2 separate regions of the Homo sapiens genome follow, and region 2 is linked to region 1. A link is a loop called in an ENCODE intact Hi-C map of the cell type or tissue named here. Cell type or tissue: endothelial cell of umbilical vein. All regions are shown on one strand. Links, peaks and the distances in the headings refer to the core of each region. The heading gives the core; the rest is flanking DNA. Region 1 overlaps USP48 (ubiquitin specific peptidase 48). Region 2 holds the start of LDLRAD2 (low density lipoprotein receptor class A domain containing 2).

Region 1 (16,483 bases), core at 4,003-12,002:
ATGTGACAAATTAAGTGGTTCCCAGCGTTTCTCATTATTGGAAAGCTATTGCAGAACCAGCCCAAGTTTCCAGAACCCAAAATTCACTTTCATCTTCACAAAAAGATTTTTGGCTATTTTGAAAACTTTAAGTCTTCTGGAAAAAAACACAGATACATACATATATGTAAATACAGGTGGAAAGCAGGAATTCATAAAGGCCCTTTTAAGTCCAGAGCAAACTTGAACAAATGTTTCCCTCACCTGAATTTTCAATTCTTTTAACGTCTGATTAGCAGAAACGAGAAGTGCTTTCTCACCACGAACTTTTCTATGTCGCATACTTCGGCGAATAACTTGCTTTTGATAGGCTATATAATTTTGATGGGATATCTTTTGCCGCTTTGTTCCACCATTGCTCTATAATGAAGATTGGAAATGAAGAAAGCACTGAAATTAACCACAATGTGACCCTTGCTCATGAAGTTTTTCAGGTAAACAAAAGCTGTTTCCTTATTGGTCCCTTAACTATTTGAAATTCAATGTAAACAATGAGTAGAAACTAACGAGACTTTCTTAGCAGGCTCACATAAAATTGATAAAAGAAAATAATGAGTAATACACACCTCTAAGTGCATGTAAGCAGTTTAAATGTTTGTTACAAGAGACATTTAAGGTTTGGTGAGGAGGCTCCCACCTATAATCCCAGGAGTTCAAGACCAGCCTAGGCAACATATTAAGACCCATCTCAACCAAAAATTAGCCAGGCGTGGTGGCATGAGCCTGTAGTCCCAGCTACTTGGAGGCTGAGGCAGGAGGATCATTTGAGCCCAGTGGTTCCAGGCTGCAGTGAGCTACAATCGCACCACTGGACTCCAGTCTGCTGACAGAGTGAGACTCTGTCTCTTTTATAAAAAAGACCTTACATCAGAAAAACATAATAAACTGAAAATCTTGAGGATTACAAAACTTAGTTCATGAACAACCTGAATTTTAAACATTTTCTTCTCTTCTTGAGAATGACATGGAAACTAAGTATAAACTGTTGTGAATTTAAAAATAAAATATGGAACATTAATAAAAAAAAATCAAACTTAGTTTGACTAAAAACAAGACTTTACCACTTGTCCTAATGGCAAAATATACAGACTCACTCATAAAATATTCTTGCAAAAATGTTATACTGGAATGTAATCAAACATTTACGCCCACCTTTCAATTTACAGAAATTGGAATATAGGGGATATATAAATAAATTAAAATAAGTAACATAAAGAAGCAATCAGCCAAATACAGAACATGGAACAATCTAAAAGAAATCAAACTGGTCCAAGTTCAATGTCAAGAAGGCAAAGAGCCTGGCATGGTGGCTCACGCCTGTAATCCCAACACTCTGGGAGGCCGAAGTGGGCAGATCACCTGAGGTCAGGAGTTCGAGACCAGCCTGACTAAAATGGAGAAACCCCCCTCTCTACTAAAAATGCAAAATTAGCCGGGCATGGTGGCTCATGCCTGTAATCCCAGCTACTAGGGGGCCAAGGCAGGAGAACTGCTTGAACCTGGGAGGCGGAGGCTGCGGTGAGCCGAGATTGCGCCACTGCACTCCAGCCTGGGCAACAAGAGCGAAACTCTGTCTCAAAAAGAGAAGAAGAAGGGAAAGAAAGCGGGTGCGGAGACAGAGTAACTGTTCCAAATTCTAAGTCTAAAGTGATACAAACAACACATATCCTAATTACATACTGATTTGAGAGGAAAAAACTGTTCAAGACATATCTGAGTATGGGTATTAGAGGACATTAGGGAGTTTTCGTTAGTTTTCTTATTTATGAGCACATTATTAGTATTAGGTAGGACACTGTCTTTATTTTTAGAGGGGAAATGTCATGATGGCCATGACTACCTAAAGGTGCTGTAAAAAGGATGCCCCTGGGTGTGCATGATACATGCGGTACCAGTCAAGAAAAAAATAGATGAGGACCAAATGTCCTCTACAGTACTCCTATAAATCCCTCATCAAGAGGTTAATGATCAGAGGTTAATGATCAAGATTCTTTTGCTTTTTGTACCAAAGGTGGTGGTGGTGGCCGGTGGGGGCGGTGGGGGATGGGGGGTGAGTGAGAGGCGCAGGGGAGATTCTTCTGCTAACCAGGCCAGGGAATAAAAGAAGCAGGATTTTTAAGAAAATCTTTTCCCCTGGTTTAATTAAATCTGGATGAGGTAACCTCAAGGCCCTGGCTCTGGTTTCCACAGTCGTCACTGAATGTCAGCCGTGTATAAGCAAAGTGGTTTAACGGTCATTATAGACACAGATGCCACATACTCATTACTCATGGGCTCCACAGTTTACAAAGCAGAAGGTGATCAAGACCCAAACACAGAAGAGCATTTGTTCAGGGTGCCGACCACTGGCGAGACACTGCCTGAGGATAGTTTAGCTCTAGCCCTGAATCTACATAGGCAACTGAGTGATTCTAAGATTCACGAGAAAAAGTTAAGTGCACATGTGAGTTAAAAAGAAAAAAAAAAAATGAAACCCGATGAAACATTTTTCTCAGTCTCGACTGTTGAAAGAAAAGGTCAGGCCAGGCGTGGTGGCTCATGCCTGTAATCCCAGCACTTTGGGAGGCCAAGGTGGGCGGATCACAAGGTCAGGAGATTGAGACCATCCTGGCTAACATGGTGAAACCCCGTCTCTACTAAAAATACAAAAAATTAGCCGGGCTTGGTGGTGGGCGCCTGTAGTCCCAGCTACTTGGGAGGCTGAGGCAGGAGAATGGCGTGAACCCGGGAGGCAGAGCTTGCAGTGAGCTGAGATTGCACCACTGCACTCCAGCCTGGGCAACAGGGCAAGACTCCATCTCAAAAAAAAAAAAAAAGAAAGAAAAGAAAAGGTCAAATTGAACCCAAATTCTACAATCAGGAATATAAAGAAAAATAACTACATCAACATATAATTTTATTTTAGAAGTACAAAACACAACCAAAAACCAAAACCCTGAGCATCAAGCAAGACAGATTTTTTAATAACTCTGATTTTAAATGGATCTAAAGGCTTTTCCTGGAATTATTTCTTTCTTAATCTGGAGAATTTAAATCCAACTTAACTGACAAAAAAACCCAGCCCACTGGTTTTAGAAGGCTTTCAATTACCTAAGTGATACCCAATACCGAGTATATTATTAACCTAAATTTTTAGATGAAGTCAAAGGAGTTGGGTTGATCTAGCTTAGAGAAAAGAGGAAAAGGGATTTGTTTATCTCCACTAAGGACAAGCAGAAATGCATCATTTTTTATTACAGGGATTTAAAGCAGCAATTACAGAAGCTATCTTTGTACTGAGATATGTGATGAGGAGGGTGACATTTTGAAAATGCTGAACATTTTTCAGGGACTATCTATTCTTTTCCAAAGAGGAAGGTTACACTTGAGATTTTTTGTGAGCCAAAAATTTTTTGTGAGAAAGCAAAATGTAAAACATTTTAGAGTATTACAATATCCAAAGAAGGAAAAGGAAGACAGAAGAAAATTATAAAGTATAAAAAATAATTACAGTATAAAAAGCAATGTTCCCCAACATTCTCTATCATATTTATAAACGTGAAATCTGTTGTCATCCACAACTAAGGAGAGTGATTCCACATACACTTTGAAAAAATTGCTGTGGTCATGACCACAATGAATAAAACTAGACCACCAAAAAAAAGTTAGCTTTCTAAAATCTAAATCACTTGAAAATGTAGATAGTTTCTAAATAACTCTTAGGGTGAAAAGCAAAGCTTAAAATAACAAACTAAAGACAGTAAGAACATTGTGTCAAGTTTAACAAACTAATTTACAAAGTTAACCAGAGAACAGATAATTAGTGACAGCAGGCAATAAAAGATTTGATTCCCCCATCCTGGATATCACGGTGAAACCCCGTCTCTACTAAAAAATACAAAAAATTAGCTGGGCGTGGTGGCGGGCGCCTGTAGTCCCCGTTACTGGGGAGCCTGAGGCAGGAGAATGGCTTGAACCTCGGAGGCGGAGCTTGCAGTGAGCCGAGATGGCACCACTGCACTCCAGCCTGGACGACAGAGCAATACTTGGTCTCAAAATAAAAAAATTTGATTCCCAACTGATTATTAAGCCATACTACCAAGTGATAATAACTAAAACATACGGTACTGCCAGCCAAACAGACAAAAGAGAATGGAGTCCTGAATCGGGATGGATATGTACACCCATACACCCAAATGCATGTACATGCACAGAGTCTTGCTCTGTCGCCCAAGCTGGAGTGCAGTGGCACAATCTCGGCTCACTGCAACCTCCACCTCCCAGGTTGAAGCAATTCTCATACCTCAGCCTCCCCAGTACCTGGGATTACAGGCCCACACCACCACACCTAATTTTTTTTTTTTTTTTTTTTTTTTGAGGCTGAGTCTTGCTCTGCCGCCCAGGCTGGAGTGCAGTGGCGAGATCACGGCTCACCGCAAGCTCCGCCTCCTGGGTTCACGCCATTCTCCTGCCTCAGCCTCTCGAGTAGCTGGGACTACAGGTGCCCGCCACCACGCCCGGCTAATTTTTTGTATTTTTAGTAGAGACAGGGTTTCACTGTGTTAGCCAGGATGGTCTCAATCTCCTGACCTCGTGATCTGCCCGCCTCAGCCTCCCAAAGTGCTGGAATTACAGGCATGAGCCACCGTGCCTGGCCTAATTTTTGTATTTTTATTTATTTATTTATTTTTGAGACGGAGTCTCGCTCTGTCACCCAGGCTGGAGTGCAGTGGCGTGATCTCAGCTCACTGCAAGTTCTGCCTCCTGGGTTCATGCCATTCTTCTGCCTCAGCCTCCTGAGTAGCTGGGACTACAAGTGCCCGCCACCACGCCCGGCTAATTTTTTTTGTATTTTTAGTAGAGACGGGTTTCACTATGTTGGCCAGGCTGGTGTCGAACTCTTAACCTCAAGTGATCCACCCGCCTCGGCCTTCCAAAATGCTGGAATTACAGGCGTGAGCCACTGCGCCTGGCCACACACACACACACACACTTTTAATATATCAACTGAAAAGCACACAATCGAGTTTGCACAAATGTGGCTCGAAAGATGGCTTGTATAGACCACAGAGATGTCCCCGCCACAGAGATGGGGACATGAAAACAGAGTTGACAACAGGGTAAAGGGCGGCAGCAAAGTCATGTCTGCAAACGCTTGTGGAGACATATTAGTAGAGTCAACTAATATGTCTCCACAAGCGTTTGCAGACATGACTTTGCTGCCCTTCTTTACCCTGTTCCTTATGCCAAGGAGCACAAGATGTATATATGCACACAGAGTTTAATAAGGGCATCACTTACTATAGAAAAATATCCCCTTTAAACTGAAAACCTGCATTCTCATCAAGTGTACAGATTTGGTTAGCACTGAAGCAAAGGGCCCTCCAGTGTTGACTGACTGAAATACAGACTGGGAAGGACAACTTAAAGAGTGGCTGATCACTGTCACAAACTGCATGATTTTGCTTCTTCACAGGTGTTTTGAGGTTATTTTATGAGCGCCAATAAGCCACGGAAAACAAATGCTGACATCCCTTTACACCGGTTGGGAAACCACAAGTAACATTTATTTTGGGCACACCAAGATTCAAATCAAGACGGCTTTTCAGACTCTCTCAATCAATGTTAAAAATGAAGTAACAGTATCAACATGCAGACAGGCCAACAAGCCCAGATACCTCTGCCCTGTCACAGATATTGCAGATGGCTATTGTAACACTTTCATTCTTTCAGGGAGAACACCATCCACAATTTCACTACACTATTTTAGTAGTAAAGAAAGAAAACAAACATCTCATCTGTTAAAAATAAAACTTTGAGTAGAAAATCCATGAGTTTAAAGTACAAAATATCCTCCAATGTGGGGGTCTGACTTTTTGAGAAGCTGAAACTTATCTCCACCTACATCAACCATATTCCCACGATTTCCTGTTCTCAAAAGACAATTTATGGGCCGGATGCGGTGGCTCACGCCTATAATCCCAGCACTTTGGAAGGCCAAGGCGGGAGGATCATGACATCAGGAGTTCAAGACCAGCCTAGGTGAAACCCCGTCTCCATTAAAGATACAAAAAATTAGCCAGGAGTGGTGGCGCATGCCTGTAATCCCAGCTACTTGGGAGGCTGAGGCAGGAGAATCACTTGAACCTGGGAGGTGGAGGTTGCAGCGAGCCGAGATTGTGCCACTGTACTCCAGCCTGGTTGACAAGGCTAGGATCCATCTCAAAAAAAAAAAAAAAAAAAAGGCCGGGTGCGGTGGCTCCTGCCTGTAATCTCAGCACTTTGGGAGGCTGCGGTGGGCGGATCACGAGGTCAGGAGTTCGAGACCAGCCTGGCCAACACAGTGAAACCCCGTCTCTACTAAAAATATAAAAAATTAGCCGGGTGTGGTGGTGGGCGCCTATAATCCCAGCTACTTAGGAGGCTGGGGCAGGAGAATCATTTAAACCCAGGAGGCGGACATTGTGGTGAGCTGAGATAGTGCCATTGCACTCCAGCACAGGCAACAGTGCGAGACTCCATCTCAAAAAAAAAAAAAAAAGAAAAAAAAAGAACCAATATCCCATACAGGGTACAGAGACATGGCCAGGGGCTTCGAGTGGCTGCTCTATAAGAACAGCAGAAAGTATAACAATGAAAAGCAGCTTCAACACATACTTGATTAAAATCTGGATCTTTTTCTCCATCTGGTTTAGCTTCTTCCTTGTCCTCCTCTGTTTCAGAACTACTCACATTCAGTTCCGGAGCCGAATCCTTCATCACCTGAATGTGCCAGGACAACAAAGAGAAGTAGGTCAGACCCTAGGAAGGCAGGCTATGGAGGATGTGGGGGCTGGGACCGGCAACCTTTATCAAGACGAGGAACACCTTTATCATGGTGGGATTATAGACTGGAGAGTGGATCAAGAATCAAGCCTTCACGGTTTTCTATGCTCTTTTAACATGTTAGTTTTTTACCCTATGACTTATTCTTGTAGTATTTAATGTGCTCACCATACATTTAAGAGGTCTCTGCAGAGCAGTTATTATTATCAGTCTTGTACAATGATGTTATTTTGCAGAAGTTCGAAGGTGCTTGACACCTTCCCGAGCACACTGATTGCCAAGCCTTTTCAAGTTCTCAAACTATTCAAGTGGCAGGAGTTACATGCTCTTTAAGAATTGAGAAAACGAAAGATGGAAGAAGCGCTCTCTTGCAAACACTATGAAATACTCTTATTAAACTGAATAATGAAACTACATCTAAATTGGATAATATTTTATACCAGAGAACAAAAGATTTAAGAAAATTTTACAGGGAGAAACAGAGACATTTATACTCATTAACTTCATTTTCTCGGCAAATTAGGAAATGAAGGCCTTAGTTTATTTAGCTTGTAAAGCAGAACCCTTGGCCTCCAGGGCATAATTATAAGTTACCCTTCTAAAAAATGTGTTTGGAAACAAGCATCAAATAAAATGTATTCCATTTTGTCTTTAATCCCAGAAAGCATGGAATTAAATAAATTAATAAGATATCTAGAGATATGGGTCAGGATCTACCCAAGAGCCATCCCTAATATAATAAAAATGCTTGGAAATCCAATCCAAGCAAGTATTAACACCTCCACTTCCCAAACATATCCAATCAATTTCACCTATCCTTGCAGGTCAATGGAAGAGGCTCTAACTGACCTCTCTTATTTCTGTTATGCCCTCACAGCAATTCCAAACACTATAGCCAGGGTGATTTTTTTTAAACTATAAATCAGATCATATCATGACCTTGCTTGAAACTCTCCAGGGGCTTATATCTACACTGGGAATAAACCCAAATCCTTGGTATGATGTATAAAACCTGATAGTGTATGGTCGTTCATTCCATATCATGATCCCTTCTTGGAATAAATTTCATTCTAGACCAGCAATAGCCACTAGGGTAGCCATTAGCCACATGTAGCTATTTAATTTTAAATCAACTAAAACTAAATTCCTCAGTCACGCTAGCCACATCGAATGCTCCACAGCCACACATGGCCAGTGACTACTGCAGTGCGCAGCACAGATACAGAACCTAGAACCTGTCTATCACCACAGGAAGCTCTATTGGACAGCACTGTTCTAGGTGCAATGGTTTTCACTCTGTTGCATAAGCACATTAGGCTTATCCTTTTGACCTTTGTTTCCTTTGTCTGGAAAACACTTCCCAGGCTGCATCCCTGACAGTGAGGGCTTGGGTAAAAACAACTTCTCCAAGACGCCTCTCCTGTCTACTCCCTGTCTCACACTAACCTCCACTTGACCCTGCTAAAGTTCCTTCAAAACAATCATTTCTGTGTGAAATCATATGAATTTATACTTTATTCCTGATCTTCCTCACTAGGTGCCTATAATTTTGAGAGAAGGTATTATACCTGCCTTCTTTATCACTGTATCCCCAGCACCTGGACCATTCCTGGAACACAGCTGACATTCAGTAAATATCTATGCATCAATTAATAACAAACTAAATTCTCATATAATCACATAACTGTTCATTTTCAATTATTGTCCAATTTCAATTCTGATGCCAAACAGCTCTGAAGGAACAAAAATGCAGTCCTAGGCAGACCCTCAGTGCAAATACAACAGCAAATCAAGCCAAAGAGCACGCTTGATCATTACTAGTCATTGCCACAAGAGGGACCAGTACCTTTTTATTATCCACAACTTTATGGACATAGATGGTGGCTTGAGTGTATTCACGCAGGTCCCTCTGCTGCTGACACAATAAGCCTTCTCTGCATTCTGGACAGAGTTCTTTGGGGGAAAAAAAAAAAGGGAAAACAGAAGTGGCTGAGGAATCATTGTTAAAGAATCAAAGATCTAAAAACATATGTCAAAGTTACTAGTGAATATTCATTAAACTCTTAGTAACATTTTCTTTTTTTGAGACAAGGTTTTGCTGTGTCACCCAGGCTGGGGTACAGTGGTATGAACATAGCTCACTGTAGCCTCAAGCTTCTGGGCTCAAGCCATGCTCCTGACTCAGCCTCTCAGCGAGTAGCTCAAGACTACAGATATGTGCTACATTTTTATTATTTTGTAGAGAGAAGGTCTTGTTATGTTGCTCAGGCTGGTCTGAAACTCCTGGCCTTAAGCAATCCTTCCACCCTAGTCTCTCAAAGTATTAGGATTATAGGTATGAGCTAGTGTGCTGGCCCAAACTCTTAATAATATTTTCTATTAACCACTATATTCTATTACATGCAAATGATAAGGAAATCCATTTACTGTCCATAAATAAACGTACAAATAATGGGATGATTATAATGAGAGTTTCCACCTAGGGAGTTGGGACCGCCGCATGATCTTTAACTTTAAGCAGACAACACTGACACACCCTTTCTTCTTAAAATGTCAGCTCTTAACTATAGAAACCGAAAGCAATATGAAAACTTACTGGGCTCAGAAATATACTGTGTTTCTGAAGGGTTTACATCTCCCACTTCAATTCTCGTGATTTTAATTACATGATCCACAACAAAGAGCTTTTGTATCATTTGCCACTCACTGGGCCATATGAGAGCTATACTGTGCAAAAAAAAAACACAACATGCCTTAAGACACATGGAAATTAAGAGAATTAACATAATCCATTAGTCTGCTAAACCAAAACCATTAACACTAACATTTAATCCAAAGGAATTAGAGAGAAAAGATACGTATCATCAACAAAGAATAGTTTTTCATACAAAGGAATGTTACCACAGCAGCGAAACTAAATGGACTGAAATTACATGAATCAACATGGTTAGATCTCAAAAACATAATTGAGTAAAATAAGTTAGTTGCAGAAGTATAAATACAGTATGGTGCCATTTATATAAAAAGTTTTAAATATGCAAGACATTATGTGCGTGCATTTTTTTTTTTTACAGAATACTTTCTGAGACAGATAAACTCTAAATTCAGTACAGTGGTTAGTGTGAGAGGAAGGGTGGGAGAAAGAGAAGTAGCAACAGAAGGATAAGCACTGTGGGGCCTTTAATCATATTTGAACCATTTAACTTTTAAACTGAATGGTAACACACATTTGCTTACTGGTGTATTTTCCTGGAAGTCTGACATTTGCAATAACAACGACAGGAAGAAAGGGAGGGAGGAAAGAGAAGAGAGATGCACAGCGAGAGTGAGAGAGCAACAGGGAAGGCGGGATGCAGAGAGGGAGGGAGAGAAAGAGGAGGGAGAAAATGTAGAGAATATATAAACTTTGAACTCCCTTAAATGATGTTAAAGTACTGAAATATGAATAATAAAACTCTAGCTTAACCCCAAGGGCATTTTTATTTATGTGTTCCAATTTCCTTTTCCTGATTTTCTGACAATGTTGGAAGCATTCTACCTTCTCGTATATCACGATTTTTGGTAAAATCGGGAGAAATTCACAGATGAACACCTCTGGAAGTACTTGAAGCATGGAATAAAATTTGGGTTCTAAGACCCTAGAATTCCAGATGACCAGTGCAGTGGCTTTGCTCTGCCACCCTGCTAGCCTCCTCCTTTAATTGTCTGAAGCCTGGCCATGGCAGAACAAAACCTATAACCAAGACCATGTTGATTCTGTGATTCTGGAAAAGAGGTCTCAGCACTGGTCACCAGCAGCGGGGGAAGAGAAAGGGTGGCTGTGTTGTCTTCAAGAGGGACAAGGAAAGAGCAAAAAGACAAATAGCCTCGGGCAGCCTCTTGTCTTTCCTGGAGAAGCAGTCTTCTTCTCTTTTAAAAGGGGAAAAAAAAACCCCACAATTCAGCAAAGGACTAAATTCTTAAAACAGACTATGTCAGATGAGAAATTTCCTAAACATATTTTATTAATCATCAAAAAGAGAAAAGAAGAAAAAAAAATCACATGAAGAGAAGGAACTCACAGTTTAGAATCTTCTTTGGTCATGGAAGCAAATGTAAACATGAGGCCCCCGTGGGGACACAAAAGAGCACTGTTCCCAACTGATGACACAGGGCTGCATCTTGTAGGCTTTCTACTCAAATGAGACAAGGAGGAGAAATATACCTAATTACTGCATGACGAAAGAGAAGATTTTAAAATAATTATTTCAAAATCAGAGATATATTTAAGAAAATATTAGTAATTCAATGTGTTTCTTAGGCTTATTCATTTAATTAATAGAAAAGAAAGCTTTCAGTGTATGCTGGTGAAAGTAACCATGAAGGAAGGGTACAACAAACAGAATCCACGATATCTTAAAAAATACCAGAGTCAACCAAATCAGTAACAATAAAGGAAATAAAACATATTTTGTTTCTACCTAACAAATTTCCGCCACTCTTCTACAAAGAACTGAGACACGATGTAGAGGACATCCGTATCCTAGAACACAAAAATCACAAAACAGTATCCGTCAATTCACCGCCTGCTTAACACAAATTCCTTATAATATACTTTGGTTGTCCTTATTCAAGTTTTATAAATAAAATGAAAACACAGTCCTCTACCAAAAAATAGCAGGCTGGAGTAAATCCCCTGGTTAGATAACTAAACAAATGAGAATATGAGAAGTTCTGGGTTGTTCTGAAATAGCTCACTGGGAATTTGGCAAGGGCTTTAAAAAGAAAAGATGCATTCTTTCTTTTGTGGGAATCATTATACCTCTGGCCAGTTACTGAGACACGGTCTGTTTTTATCCTGGAACAAATTTGGGAGAGAAGTCTTTTGCTCGTTTGCAATCATCTTATGTAAGGCTTCATTTTCTTCCCCTTCTCTTTCTAAAATCTGAAAGAGAATGAAGCAATCAACTGTCTCCTGCTGACAGCACATGACCTGCCTCCTCCCTACACCCCCGTCAGAAGTACAGTGTTAATTCCCCTGGGAAGTCAACCCAGGGAGGTGGCATGCCATTTCCCCAGATGTCAGTAGCGTTCAGTACCTTGCACTGTGAACAGCACTCTTTGTAACTTGGAAACTCAGGAGCCTTTGGAAAGTACTGCTGCAGTTTGCTCCAAGCCTCTTTAGAAACAAGCCTTCTTTCATTTTCAGATATGCATAACTCACCTGAGTTTAAAAAAATATATTTGGAAAAAAAAAAAACAGCTGAAAAAAAGTCATTATCTATTTCCTATTTCTTAAACTTAAGAAAAATCCACAGGTACGCTTTTCTTGCTTTGCTAAAGTTTGGTATTTCTAGCTCTCTTTTCTTGTTTTCAAAAACTTCTGAATTTCCGATTTCATTTTAATTCTAAAGGAGGTAGCCATTAACCTCAATTTTACGTCCTTAATCTAGGTCTGTGATTGAAAAAAAAATCATGAGATAAAAACAAACGTACAAAGCTAAAACCGTGCATTTTCTTTCTCCTTGCAAGGAAGGAAGTAGTCAAAAATGGGATTCCAGGAGTCCTGGGACCTCTGTGCCATGGCAAGCGCTGCTTAACAAAATTACATCTACTCCCACACTCAAAGGTTATCATTTCCTGCAGACTTTATTGCCTCCCATTTGACTAATCTTGAAATCACACTGCATTAAAATAATATTTTGTAAGCTGTGTCCAGCCATCACAAGACCACTGCCTTAAGTTATCAATTCAAAGTTATCAATTCAAACAGAAGATAAAGCAATCTACTGCTCAATCTGAAAACCATCTCCAGTCAAGCACCAACTTCTTTGCTATTTGCAATTTATTTTGAAGATCCCCTTCAATCTTCAAAAATCCCAGAAGATATAAAAAAATAATACTAGTCACCGCCACCCTGCCAGGACCTTTCTCCTCTGGCTCTACTTGTGGTTATACTTACTGTTGTTTCAGCTGTTCCCAAGCAGTAAGTTAGTGAACTTCACTTATCTACCCATATCGGTCATTACCCAGAAAACTATCTTTAAATTTCTAAAGTCATATGTTTGTTTCTGCACCCATTGGCAAGGTACCTACAGATTTATTAAGAGTAATAAAGCCATGAGCTTTCTAAATACATACTACACTTTCCATAATAAATGAATTTAGAAAGATGAATATAACCAGGCAGAGTACAGCTAGTGAGTAATAAAGCTGGGATACGAAACCAGGTCTATAGGCCAGGCACAGAGGCTTGCTCCTGTAATCCCCAGCACTTTCGGAGGCTGAAGCAGGTGGATCACTTGTCAGGAGTTTGAGACCAGCCTGGCCAACATGATGAAACCCTGCGTCTACTAAAAATACCAACATCAGCCAGGTATGGTGGTGCTTGCCTGTAGTCCCAGCTACTCCAGAGGCTGAGGCAAGAGGACTCCTTGAGCCTAGGAGGCAGAGGTGGCAGTGAGCCAAGATAACCACCATTGCACTCTGGCCTGGGCAACAGAGAGAGACGCCATCTCAAAAAAACAAAACAAAACAACACAAAACAAAACAAACAAAACAAAACTAGGTCTGAGGCTGGGCTTGGTGGTTCACACTTGTAAGCCCAGCACTTTGGGAGGCTGAGGGGAGCAGATCACGAGGTCAGGAGTTTGAAACCAGCCTGGCCAACATGGCGAAACCCCGTCTCTACTCAAAATACAAAAATTAGCCAGGTGTGTGGCAGGCACCTGTAATCTCAGCTACTCAGGAGGCTGAGGCAGAAGAATCGTTTGAATGCAAGAGGCAGAGGTTGCAGTGAGCCAAGATTGTGCCATTCCACTCCAGCCTGGGCGAGGAGCAAGACTCTGTCTCAAAAAACAAAAACAAACAAACAAACAAACAAACAAACCCAGGTCTATAGCTCATTCGAACCCCATAATATATTTTAAAATTTATTTATTTATTTAATAGAAAACAGGCCGGGGGCAGTGGCTCACGCCTGTAATCCCAGCACTTTAGGAGGCTGAGGTGAGTGGATCACAAGGTCAGGAGTTCAAGACCAGCTTGACCAAAATGGTGAAACCCTGTCTCTACTAAAAATACAAAACAAATTGGCCGGGAGTGGTGGTGTGCACCTGTAATTGCAGCTACATGGGAGGCTGAGGCAGGAGAATCGCTTGAACCCGGGAGGCAGAGGTTGCAGTGAGCCAAGATCGCACCATTGTAATCCAGCCTGGGTGACAGAGCAAGACTCCGTCTCAAAAAAAAAAAAAAAAAAGAAAGAAAAGAAAAGAAAAGAAAAGAAAACAGAGTCTCATTCTGTCCCCTGGGCTGGAGTACAGTGGCACGATCATAGCTCACTGCAGCCTCGACCTCCTGGGCTCAAGCGATCCTCCTGCCTTAGCCTCCTGAGTAGTCTGGCTAACAGGCATGAGCCACCATGCCCGCCTAATATTTTATTTTGTAGAGAGGGAGTCTCTCGAACTTCTGGTTTTAAGCAACCGTCCTACCTCAGCCTCCAGAAATGCTGGGATTATAAGCATGAGCCACTATGCCTGGTCCCTATAATTTATAATACCTCAGAATGCAACTTAACTTCTACCCCTCACCTCTTCTGGATCTTTGAATAATCCCCAAAAGATTATTTTGCTTTAACAGACTTGTTACCAGAGAAATGGGGTCAGAATGTAAACATGTATTTCCTTCTGGGTGGGCTGTTAATTTAAATTTCCCGTGAGTCTATGAAAACTTATTCTAACGTGCCCATCCTCAGACACAATTAGGGAATTTATTTTTAAAAATGAAAGAAAAAGGTTAATTGGATTATCAAACCTTAACTTAGTAAGTCCTTATGTGAAATACAACGTAACCATAAAAAAGATTAAGGTAGATTTCCATGACCTGATTTGGAAAGAACTCCACGGCAACTACAATATTTAAATGGTTTCCTTTTTATGCTTTAAAAAAAAAAAAAGAGAGCTTCTTTGTGTGTGGTATAACCCCATGTGGTTATGAGGAAACAATAATGGGAATGCACACACAAACTTTACTATTAAATGAGCAGAGGAGACCACAGACACTGTGGGTGCACGGCTTCATTCTGATGTGGGGGTACTTTTAGGTAGTGACTGGCTTTTAAGTGGGATGAGTGTTTTTCATATGACAAGGAAAGAACAACCCAAATTCATTTCTGAGATCAGAATAATATTAAATAGTCATTTTACTGTAGTCTAGTTGGTAATAAAAATATATAGTCCTTCACTCTACTTGTTAGCTGAGTTTCTAAATATAATTTCCTATTATTCTAATAATTACTACCATAGTAGTTGTTAATATATCATTAATATTAACTATGAATATTAATACAATTAATTAAATTAATGTAATGAATGATAATGAAGTAAATATACTTGAATATTGTCTATGACCTCAAAATAGTTAAATAAATTTGGGTTGCTCTTTTCACTGGGACACATAAATTGTTAGAAATTAAACTTGTATCCTGCAATGAAACATGTTATTTCTTAAATTTTAAGAGAAAGCCAATCAACTAAATCCATTCTATGAGCAATACCTCCCAAAACAAGATCAAAGCAGTCAAGAGAGATTCAATTCAGTAAACATAACTAGAATATCTAAAACTCAAAGATTCTTTGGTAAAAAGAGAAATCTAGTTAACAATGAATTTAGATACTGGATAAATGACCCTCAACCCCTCACCCTCAATCTAGTTCAAACTGTATATAATACTTTGGGCCTCAGGACATCTCAAGAAGTACTTTCAAAATAACAAAACAAAACACAGCCCATCGTCTAAGCAAACTAGGTGTAATAAACAAGGTAAGCTATAGGAAGGTTATTCACTTAAAGGAATAAAAAGTAAAATGGGTAAGAAAGCTTGATATATATAATATCTGTATTATAAAGCTTGTTATATAATATCTGCAACAAATACTGAACTCTAGGATAGTAAATCTTCCAATGGAATATAATCCAATGACTAATTCACACAAAACCTGTGATACATTAAATACATACAACACGTTAGAAATATATAGGGGTTTTGTTATAAAAATATGAAAATTTAAATCAAGGACTTTCCAGGTTAAAATGATGTTTAAAACTGCATTTACTTTAAGTGCCTCATGAAACATCATCAAATCACAATAAAGAATTAAAAAAAAAAAAACTTTTATTTTTAGAGACAGGATCTCACTCTGTCACCCAGGCTGGAGTGCAGTGGCGTGATCATAGCTCACTGTAACCACAATCTCCTGGGCTCAAGCAATGCTCCTGCCTCAGTTTCCTGGGCATCTAGGACTACAGCCGTGTGCCACTTTGCCTAATTTTTATTTTATTTTTTAAATAGAGGTGGGGTCTCACTATGTTGCCCAGGCTGCTCTCAAATGCCTCAGCCTCTTGAAGTGCTGAGGTTATAGATGTGAACCACCACACCAAAGGAATTATTTATATATATATATAAAAGACATACAGTTATAATGATGAAGACAACAGAGGCAACAACAGGGATAAAAATTATAAGGGTTTAAAAGAAGGTTAATGAGACACAATAAAAATTAACTCTAAGTTGGCGAAAGTCAAGAAGTAGCCAGATTTGCTACACTGCAGTACTGTCCCACAGACCCAAAAACTGGGTCCTCATGAAGTAAAGGTAGGGATT
Region 2 (15,389 bases), core at 5,095-13,094, 110 kb after region 1:
TCCTGGGCTCAAGCAACCTTCCTGCTGCAGCCTCCCAAGGAGCTGGGACTACAGATGCATACCACCACGCTTGGTTAATTTTTATGTTTTTTGTAGAGATGGGGTTTGGTCACTCTGTTGCCCAGGTTGGTCCCGAACTCCCAGCCTCAAGCGATCCTCCCACTTCCACCTCCCAAAGTGCTGGGATTACAAGCATGAACCACTGTGCCTGGGCAGTAGGATTGTTTTTGTTTTTGTTTTTGAGAGCGAGTCTTGCCCTGTTGCTCAGGCTGGAGTGCAATGGCGTGATCTCGGCTCACTGCAGCTTCCGTCTCCTGGGTTCAAACGATTCTCCTGCCTCAGCTTCCCGAGTTGCTGGGATTACAGGCACCTGCCACCACACCCAGATATTTTTTTTGTATTTTTAGTAGAGACAGGGTTTCATCGTGTTGGCCAGGCTGGTTTCAAACTCCTGACCTCGTGATCCGCTCGCCTTGGCCTCCCAAAGTGCTGGGATTATAGGTGTTAGCCACCGCGCCTGGCCAGGATATTTTTATAGCAGGACTGGAAAGATAATTCAGTCTTTCCTCTGCCATGATTGATCAAAATTAGTTTTTTTGTGTGTTTTTGTTTTTGTTTTTTTTTGTTTTTTGAGACGGAGTCTCGCTCTGTCGCCCAGGCTGGAGTGCAGTGGCGCGATCTTGGCTCACTGCAAGTTCTGCCTCCCAGGCTCACGCCATTCTCCTGCCTCAGCCTTCTGAGTAGCTGGGACTACAGGCGCCCGCCACCACACCTGGAGAATTTTTTTTATTTTTAGTGGAGACAGGGTTTCACCGTGTTAGCCAGGATGATCTCGATCTCCTGACCTCGTGATCCGCCCGCCTCGGCCTCTCATAGTACTGGGATTACAGGCGTGAGCCACTGTGCCCAGCCCAAAATTAGTTTTTTATTAGTGATAGTTTAGGAATTTTTTTCCTTCAGTTTTGTAATTCATTGTTGGTAAGATTATTTAACTCAATGATTGTTGTTAAATTTGGAGCAACTGCTATAAAATATCTTACTCATGTGAGCTGTGTATTTGGAAGGATTTTCCACACACTATTTCTGACTTCGTGCATTTCAAATTTTATTTCTTTTACAATGCCCTTGTACTCCTGGGGCTGGGCATCATATATTCTCTGAGTCAGCACCTTCAGATCACAACACTCAGGGAGACAGAACAATGGCATTAGGAATATTCCTGAATGCCATCTGGGGCACCTAGGAGTAATATAACTATACCCGCAAGGGGCCAGAATCCCATAAATATACTCACCCCCAGCCCTAAACCCAAATCAGCCTCTCCCTAGCCAGATTTCAAAACACCTGTGGCCACCTGATATGAAGCGAGGTGTGATGAAGGAGAGGTTGGGAGTGGAAAGAGAAAAAAGTCTGAACTAACTGTGGTTAAAATATCTTATGTTTGCAAAATTTTTATTTTAATTTATTTATTTTTACTTTTTTGAGACAGTCTCACTCTGTCGCCCAGGCTGGAGTGCAATGGCACAACCTCAGCTCACTGCAACCTCCGCCTCCTGGATTCAAGCAATTCTCCTGCCTCAGCTTCCCAGGTAGCTGGGAATCCAGGCACATACCACCACACCTGCTAATTTTTGTATTTTTAGTAGAGATGGGGTTTTACCATGTTGGCCAGGCTGGCCTCAAACTCCTGACCTCAGGTGGTCTGCCTGTCTTGGCCTCCCAAAGTGCTGGGTTTACAGGGTGTTACAGGGGTTACAGGGGTGAGCCACTGCACATGGCCTATTTTTATTTTTTTAATTTTTTATTTAATTAATTAATTGTTTTTGAGACAGAGTCTCGCTATATCACCCAGGTGGGAGTGCAATGGCTCAGTCTCAGTTTACTGCAACCTCCGCCTCCCGGGTTCAAGCAATTCTGCTGCCTCAGCCTCCCGAGTATCTGGGATTACAGGCGCCCACCACCACGCCCGGCTAATTTTTGTATTTTTAGTAGAGATGAGGTTTCACCATATTGGTCAGGCTGGTCTTGAACTCCTGACCTCAGGCAATCCACCTGCCTCGGCTTCCCAAAGTTCTGGGATTACAGGCGTGAGCCACCGCGCCTGGCCACGCCCAGCTAATTTTTGTATTTTTAGTAGAGATAGGTTTTCACCAGTTTGGCCAGGCTGGTTTTGAATTCCTGATCTCAGGTGATCCACTCACCTTGGCCTCCCAAAGTCCTGGGATTACAGGCGTAAGCCACCACTCCCAACCCTATTTGTATTTTTTAAAAATTTTATTTGGCTTGAGGCACAGTATCAAGAGGTCCTGAGAACATGTACCCCTCATGTTTGCAAAATTTTAAAAAATTATGGCAAGAAAATACATAACAGAGCTTACTATCTTAACCATTTTTTTCTGAGATGGATCGGCTCTGTTGCCTAGGCTGGAGTGCAGTGTCATGATCATAGCTCACTGTAACCTCAAGCTTCTGGGCTCAAGTGATCCTTCTGCCTTAGCCTCCTGAGTAGCTGTAGTATAGCTAAGAGTGTAGGCACCACCTAATTTTTTAATTTTAACTTTAATTTTTTGTAGAGACAGGGTTTCGCTATGTTGCCAGGTTGGTCTTTTTTGTTTTTGTTTTTGAGGCGGAGTCTCACTCTGTCGCCCAGGCTGGAGTGCAGTGGCTCGATCTCGGCTCACTGCAACTTCTGCCTCCTGGGTTCAAGAGATTCTCCTGCCTCAGCCTGCCGAGTAGCTGGGATTACAGGTGTGTGCCACCACGCCTGGCTAATTTTTTGTATTTTTTTGTAGAGATTGGGCTTCACCATGTTGGCCAGGCTGCTGTCGAACTCCTGACCTCAGGCAAAGTGCTGGGATTACAGGCCCAGGTTGGTCTTGAACTCCTGGTTTCAAGCGATCCTCTCACCTCAGGCTCCCAAAGTGTTGAGATTAAAGGTGTGAGCCTTGCACCTGGCCAGTCTTAGCCATTCTAAGTGTACAGTTCAGTAGTGTTAAGTATTTTCACAGTACTGTGCAACAGATCTCTAAAACATTTTCATCTTGCAAAACTGAAAGTTTATAACCATTCTTACTTTTGCAAATTTTATGAAGACATATAATCCCGGCCGGGCGCGGTGGCTCACTCCGGTAATCCCAGCACTCTGGGACGCCGAGGTGGGCGGATCACCTGAGGTCAGGAGTTCGAGACCAGCCTGACCAACATGGTGAAACCCCCATCTCTACTAAAAATAAAAAATTAGCTGGGTGTGGTGGCACACACCTGTAGTTCCAGCTACTCGGGAAGCTGAGGCAGGAGAATCTCTTGAACCCGGGAAGCAGAGGTTGCAGTGAGCTGATATCATGCCACTGCACTCCAGCCTGGGAGGTTGCAGTTAGCTGAGATCATGCCACTGCACTCCAGCCTGGGCAACAGAGTGAGACTCCATCTCAAAAAAAAAAAAAAACAAACAAAAGGTCGGGCGCGGTGGCTCACGCCTGTAATCCTAGCACTTTGGGAGGCTGAGGTGGGTGGATCACAAGGTCAGGAGATCAAGACCAGTCTGGCTAACACGGTGAAACCCCATCTGTACTAAAAATACAAAAAATTAGCCGGGCGTGATGGCGGGTGCCTGTAATCCCAGCTACTTGGGAGGCTGAGGCAGGAGAATGGCGTGAACCCGGGAGGCGGAGCTTGCAACAAACCAAGATTGCGCCACTGCACTGCAGCCTGGGCGACAGAGCAAGACTCAGTCTCAAAACAAAAACAAAAACAAAAACAAAACAAAACAAAAACCATATAATCCCATGCAGGTGATGAGTTCTGAAGTTTAAGCTTCAGTGGGCTTCATGATAAATTCATTCTTGCTGAGGGAAGATTTGAGTCTTTTTGGAGTTCCCCAAGGTACAGATTTGGACATCATACACTGTAGGAAATCAAGGTTGCATCAAATGACCGCTCCAGGAGGGAGAGCTGTTAGGGAATAATAGGTCCAGAGGTGTTTGTTTTGGGTTTTTTTTTTTTTTTATTTTATCGCCCAGGTTGGAGTGCAGTGGTGCAATCTCGGCTCACTGCAATCTCCGCCTCCCGGGTTCAAGCGATTATTGTGCCTCAGCCTCTGTGCCACAACGCCCGGCTAATATTTGTATTTATAGTAGAGATGGGGTTTCACCATGCTGGCCAGGCTGCTCTCGAATTCCCAACCTCAGGTGATCGCCTGCCTTGGCCTCCCAACGTGATGGGATTACAGGTGTGAGCCACTGTGCCCGGCCAGGTCCAGAGGTCTTAACCTTCTCATGGATTCCTGGGATTTTGAGGTGGTGTCTCAGGCACTGCCAATTTGGGCTGCTTAGCTCCTCCCCTCCCCCACACTTGAAACATCTGCTTAAATAATAACGATGACATTAATGATCATCATTCAAGCTGAAATACATTGGTTACTTTACTACATGATAGACACTATTCCAAGTACCCCACTTGTATTAAGTTACTTAATTCTTTTTTTTTTTTTTTTTTTGAGATGAAGTCTCACTCTGTTGCTCAAGCTGGAGTGCAGTGGCACAATCTCAGCTCACTGCAACCTCCACCTCCCGGATTCAAGCGATTCTCCTGCCTCAGCCTCCTGAGTAGCTGGGACTACAGGAATGCACCACCATGCCCGGCTAATTTTTTTTGTATTTTTAGTAGAGATGGGGTTTCACTATGTTGGCCAGGCTGGCCTTGAACTCCTGACCTTGTGATCCACCCACCTCTGCCTCCCAAAGTGCTGGGATTACAGGCATGAGCCACCAAGCCAGGCCAAGTTACTTAATTCTTACAATGCAACTATGTGGTTGGAATTAATCATTATCCCATTTTCCAGAGAAGGATGCCAGGGCTTGAAAAGCTTCAGTTTTATAGATAAAGGTTCCTTGTAACATACCTTTTGAAAAAAAATTGTTCTACTAATAACACGTTTTGAAAAAGTCTGAATTAGTCCAGGGTATTTATTTTACACATGGGAAAGTAAAATCCAGAAAAAGGGGTCATTTGTTCAATGCCACACACTTATTCTTTCATTATTTCCTGGGCGCCTGCCTTGTGCCAGTGACTGTGCTATGACATAAGGGTTCAGAGGTAAACAAGATACTCATGGAATATAATTTTAGTGGAGGCCAGTGGACAATATATACAAGAAGAAATGAATAGGCAAAATAATTCCAGACAGTGCTGGGATGATACATTTGAGATGTGATTGAGTGACAAAGAGAGAGAGTGTTAATTTAGTTGGAGAGGTGGTCAGGAGAGTGTGGTCTGTGGAGGTAACATGTGAGCCACAACCTGATGACCTGAAGAAGTCAGCCGTGCACTGCTATGGGGGGACAACACTCCAGACAGAGGGATCTATGAGTGCAAAGGCCCTGAGGCAGGAATGGCTTGTTAGTAATACAGCAGACTCCTGGTCCAGTGCTCCTTCTCTGCCTGCTGCTCTCTAGGCCCTCAGAGAGGCTCCTTTGGTGTCCTGGACCTCCCTCAAGCTCAGTCCCTAAGGGGCCAGCTGATCTAGGAAGGTAGCAGATCTGGCTTCCTGTGGGTCCTCCTCCCAGAAGCCCTATGGCTGAACCGGATCTGAGTTTCCTGGTTCCTGTCTGGCAGAAGGGGAGCAGATCTCCTCCCTGCCTCCTCTCCCCAGGCTCTAGCCCTTGCTCCAAATCTCCATGGCAACCCCTGGACACAGTTCTGAACCAAATGAAGAGGATCTGGAAGGCAAAGCACTAAGATCATAGTGAAGACTTGCCTCCCCCTTCTCCTTGTGTCCCACCAGCCTCCCTGCTGGCCTGACCAGGCCCCATACTCCAGTCTCCCCAGAGACCCCAAGCTGAAGATTCTGTGGGTCTGCCCCATTGCTGGGCACAGCAGAGCCTGGATGGAGGCTTGTTGTCTTCTGCAGTTGCCCCAAAGGTTGCTCTTGCTGGGGGCAGCCGCCCTGACTGCAACTGCTTTGGAGACAGGTAAGTATCAGGGGGCTTGGTTGGGGCACCCAGAAGACTTGGGCCCCCACCATCCTTAGAGACTATGTTTCCCCAGTCAGCACTCATCCTGCTGGGCTGAGACCTTTTGAGCTGGGGGAGGCTGGGAAACTGTGTCTGGTCTTGCTTGGCATCCCCAAATCCAACCCAAAGCCTTCTGGAAGGCTTGGATCTGCCAGTCACCTAGAAGCAGGAGTCTGGGAGTGGGCAGGACAGCCCTCAGGGCCTGCTTTGCAAAACTCTGTAGGCTTCGGATTCAGAGAAGCTGCATTTACACACTCTGCCACTTCTTATGTTTGTACCTTTGAGATCATTGTTTCAACTCTCTGAATTTCTTTGGCAGTAAAATGAAAATAATAGGCCCTTGCCCCTTAAGGGACTATGATTATTGGCATATAAGATGAGATAAGTCATGCAAGGCACTTCATAATACCTGGCACATAAAAGGTGCCAAATTCCCGGCTGGGCGCAGTGGCTCACGCCTGTAATCCCAGCACTCTGTGATGCCGAGGCGGGCGGATCATGAGGTCACGAGATCAAGACCATCCTGGCCAACATGGTGAAACCACATCTCTACTAAAAATACAAAAATTAGCTGGGCATGGTGGCATGTGCCTGTAATCCCAGCTACTTGGGAGGCTGAGGCAGGAGAATCGCTTGAACCAGGGAGTCGGAGGCTGCAGTGAGCCGAGATTGCGCCACTGCACTCCAGCCTGGCAACAGAGAGAGACTCCGTCTCAAAGAAATAAAAAAAAAAAAGGGTGCCCAATTCCCTTACTCTCTAAACTCCATGCCTGCCCTGTGTACCTTCAGGGTAGGCTCTGGCTTTAGCAGAGAAATACCAAATATTGGAAAGTGCTCCCACATCCTGAGCTCTGATGAAGGATTTTTTCCTCAAAGACCCACATCCTGGCTGGTCCTCAAGTACCCACTGGTCCCTATCTTGCACCAGAAAACCCACCTCCTCTTTCCTCTCTGTGCTTACAGAAATCAGGGCTACTTTGAGTACTTGCACATCTTCTCATTTAATCCTCACAACAACCCTGTACCAGTGAGGATGTTTTGGGCTGTAAGTAACAGATAACAAACTAAATGGGGCTTAAATGGTAGGATATTTGCTATTTCAGTTAAGAGTGGTCATAGGTGATTCCAGAGATGGTTAACTCAACGGCTCAACAATGTCACTGTTCCTCTGAAATGCTCTGACCTCATCTTTGCAAAATGGCTGCTGCAGCTCTGGACATCCCATCCTCATCCTCAGTCAGCAGCTTTCAAAAGCAGGAAGAAAAGGGGCTCCTTATCACACAGCTCTCCCCCTCCCCTTTTTTTTTTTTGGTGACGGAGTCTCGCTGTGTTACCCAGGCTGGAGTGCAGTGGCTTGATCTCAGCTCACTGCAACCTCCGCCTCCAGAGTTCACGCGATTCTCATCCTCAGCCTCTCGATTAGTTGGGATTACAGGTGCGCACCACCATGCCCGGCTAATTTTTTGTATTTTAGTAGAGATGGGGTTTCACCATGTTGGCCAGGCTGGTCTCGAACTCCTGACCTCAGGTGATCCACCTGCCTTGGCCTCCAAAGTGCTGGGATTACAGGCGTGAGCCACTGCGCTCGGCCCCGCATCTTAGGGTTTCGAATAAGGGATTGTAGATTTGAATTAAATTAAATTAAATCATTTAATCCTTACAATCATTCTGAGATTGATTAATCATCCCCATTTTACCGATGAGGAAAATGAGGCTCAGAGAGGGCGAGTAACTCGCTTGGGATCACACAGCGGGCAGGGGACAGAGTAGAGTTCGGGGTCGCGCCGCGCGGCTCCAGTTTCCGTGCCTTCCGCTGCAGCCGACCTGGCGGAACTGTGCGGGCAGACGTGGCAGGGGGACGGGCTGCTGCTGCGCTCGCACGCCGCATCGCGCAGGTTCTACTTCGTGGCTCCGGACACCGACTGCGGGCTCTGGGTGCAGGCGGCAGCCCCCGGCGACCGGATCCGCTTCCAGTTCCGCTTCTTCCTGGTCTACAGCCTGACCCCCGCGCCCCCGGCGCTCAACACCTCCTCCCCGGCCCCGGCCGACCCGTGCGCCCCCGGCTCCTACCTGCAGTTCTACGAGGGCCCGCCGGGGGCGCCCCGGCCCCTGGGGTCCCCACTGTGCGGCCTGAACATCCCGGTGCCTGTGGCATCCTCCGGACCCTTTCTAGGCCTGCGCCTGGTCACGAGAGGCCGCCAGCCCCGCGTGGACTTCGTGGGCGAAGTCACCTCTTTCCGTCTGGGTGAGCTGGGGCTGAAGGCCGGGACGGGACCCTCTGCAGAGGCCATGCGGGACTGGGGCCACAGTGGGGGCCCCGGTGAGGGCCGCTGCCGACAGGGGAATGGCAGGGGTGCCCGAAGCACAAGATGGCAGGGACTGGGTCCAACGGGAGGGAAGAAGGTGGTGGCTAGTGGCAGAGTCACAATAAGGGACCTCCCGGATCCTAAGAGCCAACCATATAAATCTGGCTACCATGGATGTGTGCGTCAGACTGTCCTACCAGCCCCAGTGCGCACACACATCCACACACATCCACACACAACTTCCTCCCCACACACATTCACACACAACTCCCACACGTTCACACCTCACACTCTGACATCCACACCCATGTCACATACGCACAACCCACGCACCTCATCGCCCCCACACACTCCACACTCATGCCTCTCACTGCAGCACACGCCTCACACTGCACACTCACCATCACACACCTCATATGCACACAGTACCGCCTTGCACACTTACACACAGCTCACATGCTCTCATGCCACATGCTGGCTGCTCTGCGCTGGGTCAGCCCTTCAGATGTTTGCAGAAGGGTGTGCTTAGGACTCGCCAGGCCTGTAGGCAGCAGAAACCAACTCAAGCCAGGAAAGGGCCCTCTTGGAACTGAAATTAATAATACTCGCCCAACTGGGCGCCGTGGCTTTCGCCTGTAATCCCAGCACTTTGGGAGGCCAAGTCATGAGGATCACTTGAGCTCAGGAATTCAAGACCAGCCTGGGTGACAGAGAGAGACCTGCCTAAAACAACAACAAAAAATAATTTAAAAAATATAATAATTAAAAAATAATAAAATTAATAACAGTACTTGCCCCATAGGGGTATTGTGAGGCCTCAATGGGCCAGGATGTGTAGTATTTACGGCTGTGCATGGCACAGAAGAGGAAGTCAGTACATGTTAGCTGCCATCCTCCACCCTCCTCCCCATGAAACACTCATCCATGTTCTCATCTGCATGCATGAGGGCAGCTCTCTCCTGCCCACACCCCCACACTGTCACCATGGGGGCCACACATCCTGCTGTGTCGTGGGCTGGACCGGAATCCTCACCTCAGGCTTCTGCTTCTGGCCTCAGGACCTTGTGGTGCCTACTTCCGCTGCCAGAATGGCAGGTGCATCCCCTCAAGCCTCGTGTGTGACCCCTGGGGCATGGACAACTGTGGCGATGGCAGTGACCAGGGCTCCTGGTCACCAGCTGACTGCAGAGGTCAGTGCGGGGTGTGGACTGGGCCCTACTGAACAGCTGGAGGGAAGCCTGGCCCTAACTCCCCTTCCCTAGGGCAGGGCCCCGATGGGGAGGCAGGAGAGAGGAAAGCGGAAGTGTGGAATCGGCTTAGGCCAAGGGCTGGAGGGGCAGAGCAGTCAGGGCCAGAACTATGCTGCAGATGATCTCATCCGGCGGATTCCAAATGATGCTTTAGTGGTGGAAACTTTTGCTAAATGGGACCTGGCATGGAGGCCCAAGACATTCAAAGGAGATATCCTCTGCTTAACTGGATGGTGGGCCTGGGGCCCTGGCTGCCTGATGTCTCTCTGAGGGCCCTGAGTGTCACCCTCAAGACATACTTTGAAAACCATCAATCCAGTCTGATTCCCACACTTTACAGATCAGGAAACTGAGGCCTAGAGAGAAGTGACTTGCCCAAGGTCATAAAGCCAGTGAGTAAAATGAGCAGGAATGATCTCTGTAGACAGGGGAGTGGGATAGGAGGGCTAGGGTTGGTGGAAGGGACCAGAACAAATCACCCAGGAATAACCTTCCTGGGGATCTAAAGATGTCCCACCTGCCCACCACACCCAATTAGGAGTGGGATGGAGGTAGGGCTGCCATGTACAGTTGAACAGGGGTGAAATGCAGTTTCCCAGAACCCCACACACTTACCTTCCCCATCCCCCGCTCAGCCTTTTTTGCAGGTTCCTGGTCATTTCCCTGATGCTGTATGCTTTGTGCCATGAGACCCAGGTCCTATGTCCCCTTGTCCTCCATCCAGGCTCATTCCCTTGTGGGTCTCATTTATATCGTATCACCTGTGGGACTTGTCTTTGAACTTCAGCCACATAACCTCCTCCCTGCTCAGCATCTCTGCGTGGATGTATAGGCGAAATCTCAAACTTAACTTGCCCCATACTGGACTCCTTGTCCACAGCCCTCCCTGCATCCTGCTTCCCTCTCGCTGAGCAGCGACTTCACATTCCAGCTGCCCAGGCCTCACTGAGTCATCTTTTACTCCCCGCTTAACCCATAGCCTATAACCCATAACCAAGCCAGTGACAAGTCCTTTGAAAGCTCTCCAGACTCTGACCCTTCTCACACCTGCTCTGCCATCACCTGGTCTGAGCCACCACCAGCTCTCGTCTGGGTTGTTCTAATAACTTCTGAACTGGTCTCCCTCCTTCTGTCCTTTGCCTCTGACAACACAGGAAGAAGGAAGCCTGGGGGAGCCTTCTTTTTCTTTTTCTTTTTTTCAAATGAACTTACTTATTTATTGTTTTGAGATAGGTTCTCATTCTGTTATCCAGGCTGGAGTGCAGTGGCGCCATCTCGGCTCACTGCAACCTCTGCTTCCTGGGCTCAGGTGATCCTCCCACCTCAGCCCCCAGAGTAGCTGGGACCACACATGCACCACCATGCCCAGCTAATTTTTGTGTTTTCTGTAGAGATGAGGTCTCACTGTATTGCAAGGGCTAGTCTCGAACTCCTGGACTCAAGATCTTCCCACCTTGGCCTCCCAAAGTGCTGGGATTGCATGAACTTCATTTTTTAGGGCAGTTTTAGATTTACAAAAAAATTGAGAAGATAGTACAGAAAATTCTCATATACCCAGCACTCAGTTTGGGTGCTATTACTGACATTTTACATTAGTATGAGACATTTGTTTTAATTAATGAAGTAATATTATTAACTAAAGTCCACAGTTTGTTCAGTTTTCCCTAGTTTTTACCTCATGTCCTTTTTCTGTCCCGGGATCCCACTCAGCATCTCATGTTACATTTATTTATTTATTTATTTTATTACTTTTTTTCAGATAGAGTCTTGCTCTGTCGCCTAGGCTAGACAGACTGCAGTGGCGTGATCTCGGCTCACTGCAACCTCTGCCTCCCTGGTTCAAGCGATTCTCCTGCCTCAGCCTCCGGTGTAGCTGGGATTACAGGTGCACACCACCACGCTCAGCTAATTTTTGTATTTTTAGTAGAGACGGGATTTCTCCATGTTGGACAGGCTGGTCTCAAACTCCTGACCTCAAGTGATCCACCCGCCTTGGCCTCCCAAAGTGCTGGGATTACAGGTGCACACCACCACGCTCAGCTAATTTTTGTATTTTTAGTAGAGACGGGATTTCTCCATGTTGGACAGGCTGGTCTCAAACTCCTGACCTCAAGTGATCCACCCGCCTTGGCCTCCCAAAGTGCTGGGATTACAGGCGTGAGCCTCCGCACCCGGCCTCATGTTACATTCATTAATAGTCATCATGCCTCTTTAGGCTCCCCTTGGCTGTGGCAGTTTCTCAGGATTTCCTTGTTTTTAATGATCTTGACAGTTGTGAGTACTGCTCAGGGATTTTGTAGGATGCCCCACTATTGGGATTTATTTGATACTTTTCTCATGAAAAGACTAGAGTTACAGTTCACAGAGGTGAAATGCCATCTTCATCACATCACATCACACCAAACATGACTTTGGTGTTGGGTGTTTGGTGTTGGACGGTGGTTGACGCTGACCTTGACCGCCTGGCTGATGTCTGCCTCATTTCTCCACCGTTACTTTTGGTCCCATCTTTCCCCACTGTATTCTTGGGAAGTCACTATGTATAGCCCACTTGAGTGGGGAGTTATGCTTCCCCGCCAGAGGTACCTTTTAAAACAGTAAATCAGGTTATGTCACTATCCTGCTCAAAACCCTCATCACATTCAGCAAAGGCAAAGCCTCGCCCGGGCTCAAAGGCCCTGCACGATCTGGCCCTGCCCCTTCTTTCCTGGCCTCGCCTCTTCCTTCCTGGCCCCGCCCCCCGCCCCACCCCTCCCTGGCCCCGCCTCCTCCCTGCCCCACCCCCTCCCTGGCCCCGCCTCCCCTCCACACTCCAGCTTTGTTCTGGCCTTTGCAGTAGCTGTGTCCTCTACCAGAAGACTTTTCTTCTGAGATCTGCATTGCAAGCTCGTTCCTTTGCTTCCTGGTGGGTCTCTTTAAGTTCTTCCCTGACTCCTTTATATAAAAATAGCAACCCTGGCCAGGTGCGGTGGCTCACGCCTGTAATCCCAGCACTTTGGGAGGCCGAGGTGGGCGGATCACCTGTAGTCGGGAGTTCGAGACCAACCTGACCAACATGGAGAAACCCCATCTGTACTAAAAATACAAAATTAGCTGGGCGTGGTGGCATATGCCTGTAGTCCCAGCTACTTGGGAGGCTAAGGCAGGAGAATCACTTGAACCCGGGAGGCATAGGTTGCGGTGAGCCGAGATCGCACGGTTGCACTCCAGCTTGAGCAACAAGAGCGAAACTGTCTCAAAAAAAAAGTTATTATTAGTAACTTATTATTATATTCTAATATGTATATTAGATATGCTTCCTGTACAGCCTGCAGAACTGAGACAATTAAACCTCTTTTCTTTATAAATTACCTTTATAAATTTATAAATTTATAAATTACCTTTCTTTATAAATTTATAAGAAAATTATAAATTTTCTTTATAAGCATATACATATGTATATTAGAATAGTCAAAATCACAGAGACAGGAAGTAGAGCCATGGTCACTAGGGGCTGGGGGGGTGGGGACAAGGAGGATATGGAGTTAATGGAATTGACGGAGTTGATGGAGTTTCCGTTTGGGCAGATACAAAGTTCTGGAGATGGATGGCGGTGATGGCTGCACAATGTGAGTGCGTATTAGTCCATTCTCGCATTGCTATAAAAAAACACCTGAGACTGGGTACTTTATAAAGAAAAGAGGTTTAATTATCTCACAGTTCTGCAGGCTATACAGGAAGCATGATGCTGGCATCTGCTCAGCTTCAGGGGATGCCTCAAGAAACTTACAATCTTGGCAGAAGGCGAGGGGAGCAGGCACAGCCAGAGTAGGAGCAAGAGAGAGTGAGTGGGGAGGCACTGCACACTTTTAAACAACCAGATCTTGAGAGAACTCACTATCTTGAGAACAGCACCAAACGGATGGTGCTAAACTATTCATGAGAAATCCACCCCCATGATCTAATCACTTCCTACCAGGCCCCACCTCCAACACTGGGAATTACAATTTGACCTGAGATTTGGGTGGGAACACAGATCCAAACTCTATCAGAATATATTTAATGCCACTGAACTGTACCCCTAACCATGGTTAAATGGTAAACGTTATGTGCTTTGCCACAGTAAGAAAAGCGGCAGCCCGCTGGGCGCGGTGGCTCACGCCTGTAATCCCAGCACTTTGGGAGGCAGAGGCGGGAGGATCACGAGGTCAGGAGATCGAGACCACAGTGAAACCCCGTCTCTACTAAAAATACAAAAAATTAGCTGGGCGCAGTGGCGGGCACCTGTAGTCCCGGCTACTCGGGAGGCTGAGGCAGGAGAATGGCGTGAACCCGGAAGGCGGAGCTTGCAGTGAGCCGAGATCCTGCCACTGCACTCCAGCCTGGGCGACAGAGCGAGACTCCGTCTCAAAAAAAAAAAAAAAAAAAGAAAAGAAAAGAAAAGCGGCAGCCCTGCCCCCACCAACATGCGTAATTTTTCTCACTAGCATCTATCTCCTTTAGACATAAATTCTATTCATGTGTTTTGTTTCTCCCCACACTAAACTCCCAGTGCCATGAAGACATATTTGTCATGTGCTCATGGTTGTATCCCCCAGTTGCTAGAGCCATGCCTGGGGGCATAGGAGATGCTCAAGAAATACTAGTCAAATGAATGGAAGAAGGAACCTCTATGCCTCAGTTTCCTTATCTGTGAAATGGGGATAAACCTCACCCTTCAGAGTTGTTGTAAACTGTGAGTGGCATACATAGGTAACGGGCCCAGCACAGAGTGTGGTGCTTGATGCACAGAAAATGCTCATGGCCGGGCATGGTGGCTCACGCCTGGAATCCCAGCATTTTGGGAGGCTGAGGCAGGTGGATTGCTTGAGCTCAGGAGTCGAGACCAGCTTGGGCAACATAGTGAGATCCCGTCTCTACAAAAAATAGAAAAATTAGCCAGGCATGGTGGCACGTGCTGGTAGTCCCAGCTACTCGGGAGGCTGAGGTAGGAGGATCACTTGAGCCTGGGAGGCAGAAGTTGCAGTGAGTGGTGATTGCGCCACTGGACTCCAGCCTGGGCGACAGAGTGAGACCCTGCCTCAATGCTCAGTACATGTACACCCTCTTCCTTGGGAAGTAGCTCCACTCATAGACCTTAGGCCCTGGAGCCAGACCATGTGAGTTCAAGTCCTCCTATCACTTCCAGCTAATTGAACTCGGCAAGTGACAACCTCTCTGTAAAATGGAAACACAGAGTGACAAACTCAGGGAAGTCTTGTGAGGATTGAATGAAACACACAAGTGTCCCAGAAAGGGCAGTTCTCAGTGTGCTAGTTCTGTTCTTTCCCATGCAGGTCCCTCTCCGGTGCCCAGCCAGACAGGAAGTACAGATGCCCATACCTCCAGATCCCTGACTCCCTCCCCAGCTCTCGGGTCTGCAGGATCCCTCTGGATTGCAGCTGAGAGGAGTTCCCCAGCAGGCAGGGACCCCACGAGACAAGACGCAGCTTTGGAAGGTTACACCTTGCTCCTACTCTTCCCACCAAAATCATACCTGTCCCTCTCTAGGTGATGGGGACGGGGCAGAGGACCCAGGCCGAGGCCTGAGTGGACTTTCTCTTCCCACAGGCCCCCAGCTCTGAGGGGTGGCGCTGGCCTCCTCGATGCTCCTGGCCTCTGCTGGCCTCCTCCTGGGCCTCCTCTGGTGCTGTTGCTCTCCCAGCTGGCTGGCCTGGCAACCTGGTGCCCGTGGCCTCTGCCTCCACTGCAGCACAGCCTGTACCACGTGCTACCCATGTCCCAGCCAGGTCTCCCCAGGGGGCTGCAGTTGAGTGGCCCAGCCTTATAGGATCAGGGAGGCC

The links. A loop is a pair of places that touch in the nucleus more often than their neighbours do. Peaks named below come from ENCODE experiments on the same cell type or tissue, not always from the same donor. Only the 100,000 strongest peaks of a DNase experiment are listed, where the experiment ranks them.
Region 2: a loop joins it to region 1, with 4 times the contacts of the local background. A loop is called at or near these places in 2 of 110 quality-filtered maps.

The regions. Positions count from the first base shown.
Region 1 is chr1:21,694,823-21,711,305 of GRCh38, forward strand. USP48 (ubiquitin specific peptidase 48) reads right to left here. Exons shown (of 27, transcript NM_032236.8): 16 at 11,922-12,046; 17 at 11,645-11,767; 18 at 11,304-11,365; 19 at 10,905-11,015; 20 at 9,440-9,570; 21 at 8,690-8,796; 22 at 6,676-6,780; 23 at 244-399. Among named protein-coding and RNA genes, the nearest start is that of RAP1GAP, 34 kb to the left of the region's middle. In endothelial cell of umbilical vein, for the core only: a CTCF peak has its summit at 8,699 (motif pointing right); a DNase peak (open chromatin) is centred at 8,689; H3K27ac peaks cover 489 bases.
Region 2 is chr1:21,806,568-21,821,956 of GRCh38, forward strand. It overlaps LDLRAD2 (low density lipoprotein receptor class A domain containing 2), which reads left to right and starts at 5,698. Exons shown (of 5, transcript NM_001013693.3): 1 at 5,698-5,969; 2 at 7,831-8,256; 3 at 9,376-9,507; 4 at 14,883-15,044. The coding sequence starts at 5,885. RefSeq lists silencers at 4,184-4,334, 8,063-8,182 and enhancers at 5,489-5,783, 15,056-15,389. In endothelial cell of umbilical vein, for the core only: a CTCF peak has its summit at 8,106 (motif pointing right); DNase peaks (open chromatin) are centred at 9,624, 10,454 and 12,310.